Linked DNA regions of Homo sapiens: regions 1 and 2 are each linked to region 3. Evidence: chromatin loops called from intact Hi-C (ENCODE). Cell type or tissue: natural killer cell. All regions are shown on one strand.

Region 1 (2,500 bases), 82 kb before region 3:
TCCTCCGGCCTCAGCTTTCCAAGTAGCTGAGACCACAGGTGCACACCACCACACCCAGCTAATTTTTCAAATTATTTGTAGAGACAGGGGTCTCCCTGTGTTGCCGAGGCTGGTCTCAAACTTCTGGCCTCAAGGGATCCTCTCACCTTGGCCTCTCAAAGTGCTGAGGTTATGGGCCTGCGCCACCGAGCCTGGCCAAAAGTTTAACTTTAAAAAATTAGATTAGAAATCAGAAATTGAAAGAAAGGGGGTAGGGTGGAGCCCAGGAGAGGGGAGACATCCAGGACCTGCCTGGCCCCAAAAGAGAAGGGGAGGCTGCTCTGCCCCCACCCCGCTTCTCCGTCAGTGGGCTGCAGGGCCGGGGGTAAGGGGTCTAACTCCTACTGCTTCCCAACCCTCCGCGTCAGACAGCACCCCCTTCTCCAAACAACCCCGGCTTTGTCCCCTGGAGCCCTAAATAACAATAACAATAGCTGGCATTTATTGAGTTCCAGCCCAGGCAGGGAGGGCAGGGCAGAAACAGCACCCAACAGGACTGGGTGCAAGGCTCACACCTGTAATCCGGAAGGATCAGAAAGACCCAGGTGGGAGGATCACTTGAGCCCCGGGGGTGAAGACTGCCGCATGGGTGACAGAGCAAGACGCTATCTCAAAAAAAAAACCACCCACATCCACCCACTTCCTGCCAGGCCTAACCCCTGGGGCCTCCATGCACCAAGGGAAAGCTCTTCCAGGGTGGGGTCACCGGGAGGAGGGGGGAGGCTCAAGTTACAGAACAGCCTGGTAGGGGCTCAAAGACGCCCATCCTGGAAGAGGCCCCAGCACTGACCTCCGTGGGGGTGGAGATGAGGAGGATGGAAAGGGTGTCTTCCTCCAGCATCTTCCTGAAGGTGAAGGAGGGGCACCTTGGGGTGTCTAAGATTGTGACCCCAGGAGACCCCCAGCTAGCTGGGGTGTGCTGTGGGGGAACGGGGGGATCCCAGAGGCCCTGAGCCCAACTGAACAGATACAGACGGGACCAGATGGCCTCAGAGCTCCCCTGCGGGGCTCCCTGGAGCTATGGAGACCCCATTTATCCAGAGTCAGGTCGGTGCCTGAGCTTGGGCAGCCCCAGGTGGAAGGAGCCCATGGTGGGAGGAGCCTGTAGTGGGAGGAGCCTGTAGTGGGAGGAGCCTATGATGGGAGGGGCCGTGGTGGGGGGAGCCCGCGGTGGGAGGAGCCTGCGCTGGGAGGAGCCTGTGGTGGGAAGACCCTGTGGTGGGAGGGGCCGTAGTAGGGGAGCCCGCGGTGGGAGGAGCCTGCTCTGGGAGGAGCCTGTGGTGGGAGGGGCCGTGGTGGGGGGAGCCCGCGGTGGGAGGAGCCTATGATGGGAGGGGCCGTTGCGGGGGAGGGGGGAGCCCATGGTGGGAGGAGCCTGTGGTTGAGGAGCCTGCGGTGGGGGGAGCCTGCGGTGGGAGGAGCCTGTAATGGGTGGCATCTGTAATGGGCGGGGCCTTGCTGGGCAGAGCCCGCGGCGGGGGAAGCCGCCCCTCTCCTCTGTCCAGGCGCTGGGTGGTCCATCCGCCTGGTCACCGGCCACTGCCTCTCTCCCAAATTCCTCCGAGGGATTCCCGAGGAGTGCGCTCGGACTGGGGGGTTGAGCAGGAACTCCCTCCCAGTCACCCGAGGCTCCTGCGCCCCGCCCGAAGCCGGGGGTGCGTGGGGAGTGGTGCGCCCGCGGAAGGGCTCCGGGACGGGAACCCCCCTTGGAGCCTGGCTCTTGGACCAGCCACCCGCCGTGGCCCCTCAGTCGGGGACGCGGGCCCCCAGAAGTCTGGGGCTCTCCAGGAAGCGAAGCGGATGGAAGATTACTCGGCTCGGGGTCCCGGGTCCCCACCCCCGCCCCGCCCCCGGGCCGCAGCGTCACAAAGGCCGCTGGTCCCCAGGGCAACCCGCGGAGTGCGGAGGGAGGCTGGGCTCTGGGAAGTCCGCGCGCGGCTCCGCTTCAGAGGCAGGGCAAGTGGGCGCGGTCCTGGGGCGGCGGCGGGGGCCGGGAGAGGAGGGCTGGGGGTCTCGAGAAGGTAAGGGGCAGGCAGAGCGGCCGGGGAGGTGGGCCCGGGCCAGGGGAGCCAAGGGGAGTGTGGTGGAGGGGGTAGAGTGCGGGCACCTGGTGGTCTCAGGGAAGCGGGCCTGGGACCGGGGCGTGTAGGAAGCAGCGAGGGGCTCAGAACCACCTTTCCGGGTTCACGACCAGCCTCTCTGGGTGTTCCACCTGGGCAGCTGCTGGAGACTAGAAAACATCCCTCACACGTCACAGAGGCACGGTTTCCCTCCAGCGGTGAAATCCGCCCCAGCCTCCAGCAAGAGCAGGGCTTAGGCCTGGGGTCCTGGGGTCCTGCTCTCAGCTGGCACCTCACCCCAGACACACTCCCTGCTGCCCCCAGGGGCCTGTTCTCGAGGGATTCCCGAGGAGTGCGCTCGTGAAGTCATATCTGCCTCACGCCCAAAAGGGCAACCCTTC
Region 2 (2,500 bases), 68 kb before region 3:
CAGTGAGGACTGGGCCACCCCCGACAAGGAGAGGGCACCCCCACCAAGCTCGGGGATGAGCGCAGGACGCAGTGAGGACTGGGCCACCCCCGACAAGGAGACGGCACCCCCACCAAGCTCCAGACACCTCAGGGGCCGAGCCCCACCTCAGCCCTGGGAGGCAAATACTGCAGCCCCCTCTTACAGATGGGGAAACTGAGGCGGGGGCTCGTCCATCAGCCGGAGAGCTCCCCCTCCCCCAGCAGGGGTGCGGTCGGGGGCTGTCCCGGGCTGGCCGGGCTCACCTGGGCACCGTGGGAAACGACACAGATGCACCTCTGCTCGCGGCCGCCCCAGCAGCTGGGCCAGGTGTTGTAGGCCTCCTGCACCTTCTCGACGACCTGCGCAATCTCAGCCAGATTCAGCCAGGACGCCATGGACATGTCCCGGTCTGGGCTGCCCGCCACGTGGCAGAACATGAGCGGGTAGTGCCGGGGGTGGGGCGGAACCTTGCCCCTGGCGTGGATGGGGTTGCCCTTGGCCACGTAGAAGTGCCGCGAGATGAAGCTGACAATGGCGTCCGTGCAGCGGTAGTTCTCGTGGAAGACCAGGCGGCTCTGCCGCGCCACCTCGTGAGTCTCCTGCTGGTAGCACAGGAAGAGGCGGTGCAGCAGCGTGTGCTCGGCCGCCCGGGCCCTGGCCACACTGAACAGCCGGGGTGTGACCTGCATGTGGTCGCCCGCCAGCACGAGGCGGGTGCCGTGCGAGGCATAGGCCAGCGGGGTGAGGGCCTCGCACTCCAGCATCTGGGCCGCCTCATCGATGAGAATGTGGGAGAAGAAGCCGACCGGCACCCTGAGCTCACGGGCCTGGGAGGTGGTGGTGACCACCACGCGGTGCCGCGCCAGCTCTGCCCGTGTGGGCGGGCGGAAAGCCTGGCGGTCGTCGGTCAGGCAACAGTACTGCAGCGTGACTGGGTCCGTCTGGCTCAGCGGCCGGTCCGTGTACATCACACGGAGAGGAGTGGCCTCGGGGTGGCCGCCGCTGACGTGGCTGTGGAAATACTCCCGGATGTAGATGTCGGCGGCACTGCGGGAGGGGGAGGAGCTCATGGGCTTCTTGCTGGGGGCCTCAGTGCTGTCCGCTAAAGCACCTACTGTGTGCCCAGCCGAGCTGCCCCTGAGCACAGCCCTTGTCTGGCTGTCAGAGGTGAGCAGCAAACACTGGTGTCCCTCCTGTCAGGAGTCCAAGGGGCAAGAGGCCACGGAGGGCTTCAGGCAACACCTGGGCGAGCCCAGCGGCTCCTCTGACACTGCAGACACCTGCACCTCCCTGGTCCCCAGAACCCCCAATCCAGAAATCAGCCCGGGACGTATGGCCACTGTCCCAGGCTCTTCCTCCCACTCCCCACTGGGCAGGGATGGGAAGGCCCCGGCCTGGGGAGGTGGTGGTGGCAGGAACCAGAGGAAACCACATAAACCAAAGGGGAACCTTGTGGTTAGGACAAAGATCTGTGTTTCTATAAAAACGAAAAACAAGACTCATCCCCAGAAGTCCTGGGTGGGCCATGCTGCAGCCTTCCCCGTGACACTCTCCTTGGGCCAGGGCCCCGGCAGAGGCACCCAGCTCCTCACCTGACAGCAGACCCGGCCACCCTCGGTGCCCTGAGCTGGGCCTGATAAAGCCAAAGCCCAAAGCTGGTCGGCTACAGGGAGTGCAGAATCAGAGGACTGGAGCACATCCAGGGGGTGACCGCCTGCCCGGTGTAGACTTGGGCCGGGCGTCAGGTGAGGTGGGGGCAGGCCAGGCTCGGGCTTACCTGTTGGTGTGTGTGCAGATGAGCACCTTGGTTTCAGGCCTCCGGATGACCTCCAGGGAGGCCATGGCCAGCGTGTAGGTCTTGCCGGTGCCAAAGGGGCCATAGATGAGTAGCGGGGGGACACGCCTCCCATCCCCAGGGCCCCAGCCCGCGATGAGCGCCACGGCCAGCTCCTGCTTGCGGTTGCCACGCCGCAAGGGTGGGACAGACCAAGGTCTGGGCAGGGCGCAGGTGGGCAAGTCGGGCACCACCAGCTGCTCCTCAGGCAGTGTGTCCACTGCCTGGTGCCAGAGGCGGAAGGTCATCGGGTCAATCTGGAACTGCACCTCCAGGACCAGGCGGGCCTCAGGCTGCAGCCCCAGGGCCAAGCAGCAGCGGGCCGGAAGCAGCAGCCACAGCGCCTGCTCTGAGCTGGCCCGCCTCTCCAGCCGCACCTCGAACACCGTATTGTCGGGTGCAGGTACAGGGGCCACCAGGGCTGTGCTGACCGCCCGGCCCAGCAGGAAGCCCTGGTCTGTGTCTGGCATCAGGGAGGAGGGGACGGGGACCTCTGCGTACAGTGCTCCCGGAGGCGCGAAGAGCATGTTCAGCGCTGGCGTCTGCAATGCCGTCTTCAGGAACACCTGGCCCCGCAGGGTCAGCCTGGCAGGATGGCCTGGGTCAGCTCATGGGGCCACAGCTGCCAGCCCCGCTGCCAAGTCC
Region 3 (2,500 bases):
AGCTTGACGGTGATATTAACAAATAACTTTTTTTTTTTTTTTTTGAGATGGGGTCTTGCTCTGTCACCCAGGCTGGAGTGCAGTGGTTCAATCTCAGCTCACTGCAACCTCCGCCTCCCAGGTTCAAGCGATTCTCCTGCCTCAACGTCCCAAGTCGCTGGACTACAGGTGTGCGCCACCACGTCCAGATAATTTTTGTATTTTTAGTAGAGATGGGGTTTCACCATGTTGCCCAGACTGGTCTCAAACTCGTGACCTCAGGCGACCCGCCCACCTCGGCCTCCCAAAGGTGGGAGGCCTTGCTGGGATTAGAGGTATGAGCCGCTGCACCTGGCCTCTTGTCCTTGTGTTTTGCAGTGATGCAATGACCATGTCTTACATTTGCAACCAGAAAAAAAGGTTAGTGTAACAATGTTTATCCTGTTTTTCCCAGAGTAGACATTATGAAGATTAAAAAAATTTGAAAGTGTTTTGAATATAATAAACTATGCTATACACACAACATTTTGGTGACTAGAAATACAAGTTTATTGTTTGTTGTTTGTTGAGACAGGGCCCTGCTCTGTCTCCCAGGCTGGGTGGCACAATCATGGCTCACTACAGTCTTGAACTCCTGGGCTTAAGCGATCCTCCCACCTCAGCCTCCAGAGTAGCTGGGACTGCAAACGAGCACCACCACGCCTGGCTAATATTTGTATTTTTTGTAGAGATGGGGTTTCACCATGTTGCCCAGACTGGTCTCAAACTCCTGGGCTCAAGCAATGCTCCTGCCTCGGCCTCCCAAAGTGCTGGGATCACAAGTATGAGCCACTGCACCCGGCTGAGTTTCTGTTGTTTTAAGCCGCTTCATTTGTGGTACTTCTTACAGCAGTCCCAGGAAACTGAGCAACTGCAGAACATCAAAATTGTTTTTCTTCAGCAAAAGGAGAAGCACTTGTGGTTGGCACCAGCTTTTCCTGTGCTCACTTCTGCATGGCCGCACCTTTGCCCGACACGAGTGCACAGCAGGCTGTGGGGGAGCAACTGGTTGAGTCAGGCCTCCACTTGTGCCGTATCCCCACCTGCTTTGCTGGACACCCCTGTTTGGGGGGCACCCACTGCTGCCCCAGACACCAAGCAAGCACCAGCTGTGTCCAAAACATACAGTCACTGTCTTGGCCCGTTTTGTGCTGCTGTAACAGAATGCCACAGACTGGGTAATTTAATACAGAACAGAAATTTATTTCCTCAAAGTTTTGGAGGCTGGGAAGTCCAAGAGCAAGGGGCCATCAGGTCAGGGCCTGGTCTCTGCTTCCACGATGGCACCTTGACCACCGTGTCCTCACGTGGTCAGAGAGAGCCCACTCCCAGGAGCCCTTTTAATAGAGCAGAACACTGCTGCGCTGCGGTTAAGTTTCCAACACGTGAACTTCGGAGGTGACACATTCAGATCATAGCAGTCACTCTAGGCAGAGTGTCTGATGTGGTTTTAAAATACGTTCACAGACTGGCCGGGCACTGTAGCTCACGTCTGTAATCCCAACAGTTTGGGAGGCCAAGGTGGGTGGATCACCTGAGGTCAGGAGTTCAAGACCAGCCTCACCAACATGGTGAAACCCCATCTCTACTAAAAATACAAAATTAGCCAGGTGGTGCATGCCTGTAATCCCAGCTACTCGGGAGGCCGAGGCTGGAGAATCGCTTGAATCCAGGAGGTGGAGGTTACAGTGAGTCGAGATCATGCCATTGCACTCCAGCCTGGGCAACAAGAGCGAAACTCTGTCTCAAAAAATAAAATAAAATAAAATACATTCACAAGGCCGGGCACTGTGGCTCACGCCTGTAATCCCAGCTACTTGGGAGACTGAGGCAGGAGAATCGCTTATAACCTGGGAGGTGGAGGTTGCAGTGAGCTGAGATCACACCGCTACACTCTAGCTTGGGCAACAAGAGTGAAACTCCGTCTCAAAAAAGTAAAATAAGGCCAGGCATGGTGGCCCACACCTGTAATCCCAGCACTTTAGGAGGCCAAGGCGGTCGGATCACGAGGTCAGGAGTTCGAGACCAGCCTGGCCAACATGATGAAACCCCGTCTCTACTAGCCTAGCCAACATGGGGAAACCCTGTCTCTACTAAAAATACAAAAATTAGCCAGGCGTGGTGGTGCGTGCCTGTAATCCCAGCTACTCAGGAGGCTGAGGCAGGAGAATCGCTTGAACCCAGGAAGCAGAGGGTGCAGTGAGCCAAGATTGCGCCGCTGCTCTCTAGCCTGGGCGACAGAGCGAGACTCCATCTCTAAATAAATAAATAAAATAAGAAAATAAAATATGTTCACAAATCCTTTGACATTCCTCACCTCAAAAGCTGGAACCCAACTCCCTCCTAAGCATGAGTCTTCTCAGTGACTCACTTCTAACAGCAGATCTTACATGGTTCCCCACACCCAGAGGACATTGGGTTCCTCCCAATATCCCCCCACCCAGCGACCCCCACCCAGGTCGCTGGCTTTGGGTCCCCCAGA

The links. Hi-C counts contacts between places; a loop is a spot of excess contacts. Peaks named below come from ENCODE experiments on the same cell type or tissue, not always from the same donor. Only the 100,000 strongest peaks of a DNase experiment are listed, where the experiment ranks them.
Region 1: it touches region 3 in a loop (2.7-fold over the local background); 14 of 110 quality-filtered maps call a loop at or near these places.
Region 2: it touches region 3 in a loop (5-fold over the local background); 23 of 110 quality-filtered maps call a loop at or near these places.

What each region holds. Positions count from the first base shown.
Region 1 is chr20:63,552,212-63,554,711 of GRCh38, forward strand. It overlaps FNDC11 (fibronectin type III domain containing 11), which reads left to right and starts at 1,948. Exons shown (of 2, transcript NM_001319152.2): 1 at 1,948-1,995. RefSeq lists enhancers at 760-849, 1,145-1,439 and silencers at 1,130-1,189, 1,210-1,359, 1,380-1,519, 1,790-2,039. In natural killer cell, no CTCF peak of the experiment used is centred here; DNase peaks (open chromatin) are centred at 660, 1,240 and 2,390; H3K4me3 peaks cover 1,035 bases; H3K27ac peaks cover 1,256 bases; H3K27me3 peaks cover 162 bases.
Region 2 is chr20:63,566,560-63,569,059 of GRCh38, forward strand. HELZ2 (helicase with zinc finger 2) reads right to left here. Exons shown (of 20, transcript NM_001037335.2): 6 at 1,799-2,440; 7 at 285-1,068. Among named protein-coding and RNA genes, the nearest start is that of HELZ2, 6.4 kb to the right of the region's middle. RefSeq lists enhancers at 699-748, 1,219-1,288, 1,699-1,768, 1,859-1,948, 1,969-2,018. In natural killer cell, no CTCF peak of the experiment used is centred here; DNase peaks (open chromatin) are centred at 642, 1,042, 1,452 and 2,092; H3K4me3 peaks cover 1,291 bases; H3K27ac peaks cover 1,675 bases.
Region 3 is chr20:63,634,572-63,637,071 of GRCh38, forward strand. No RefSeq gene overlaps it. Among named protein-coding and RNA genes, the nearest start is that of MHENCR, 8.6 kb to the left of the region's middle. RefSeq lists a silencer at 956-1,005 and an enhancer at 1,206-1,255. In natural killer cell, no CTCF peak of the experiment used is centred here; DNase peaks (open chromatin) are centred at 950, 1,420 and 2,409; H3K27ac peaks cover 2,500 bases.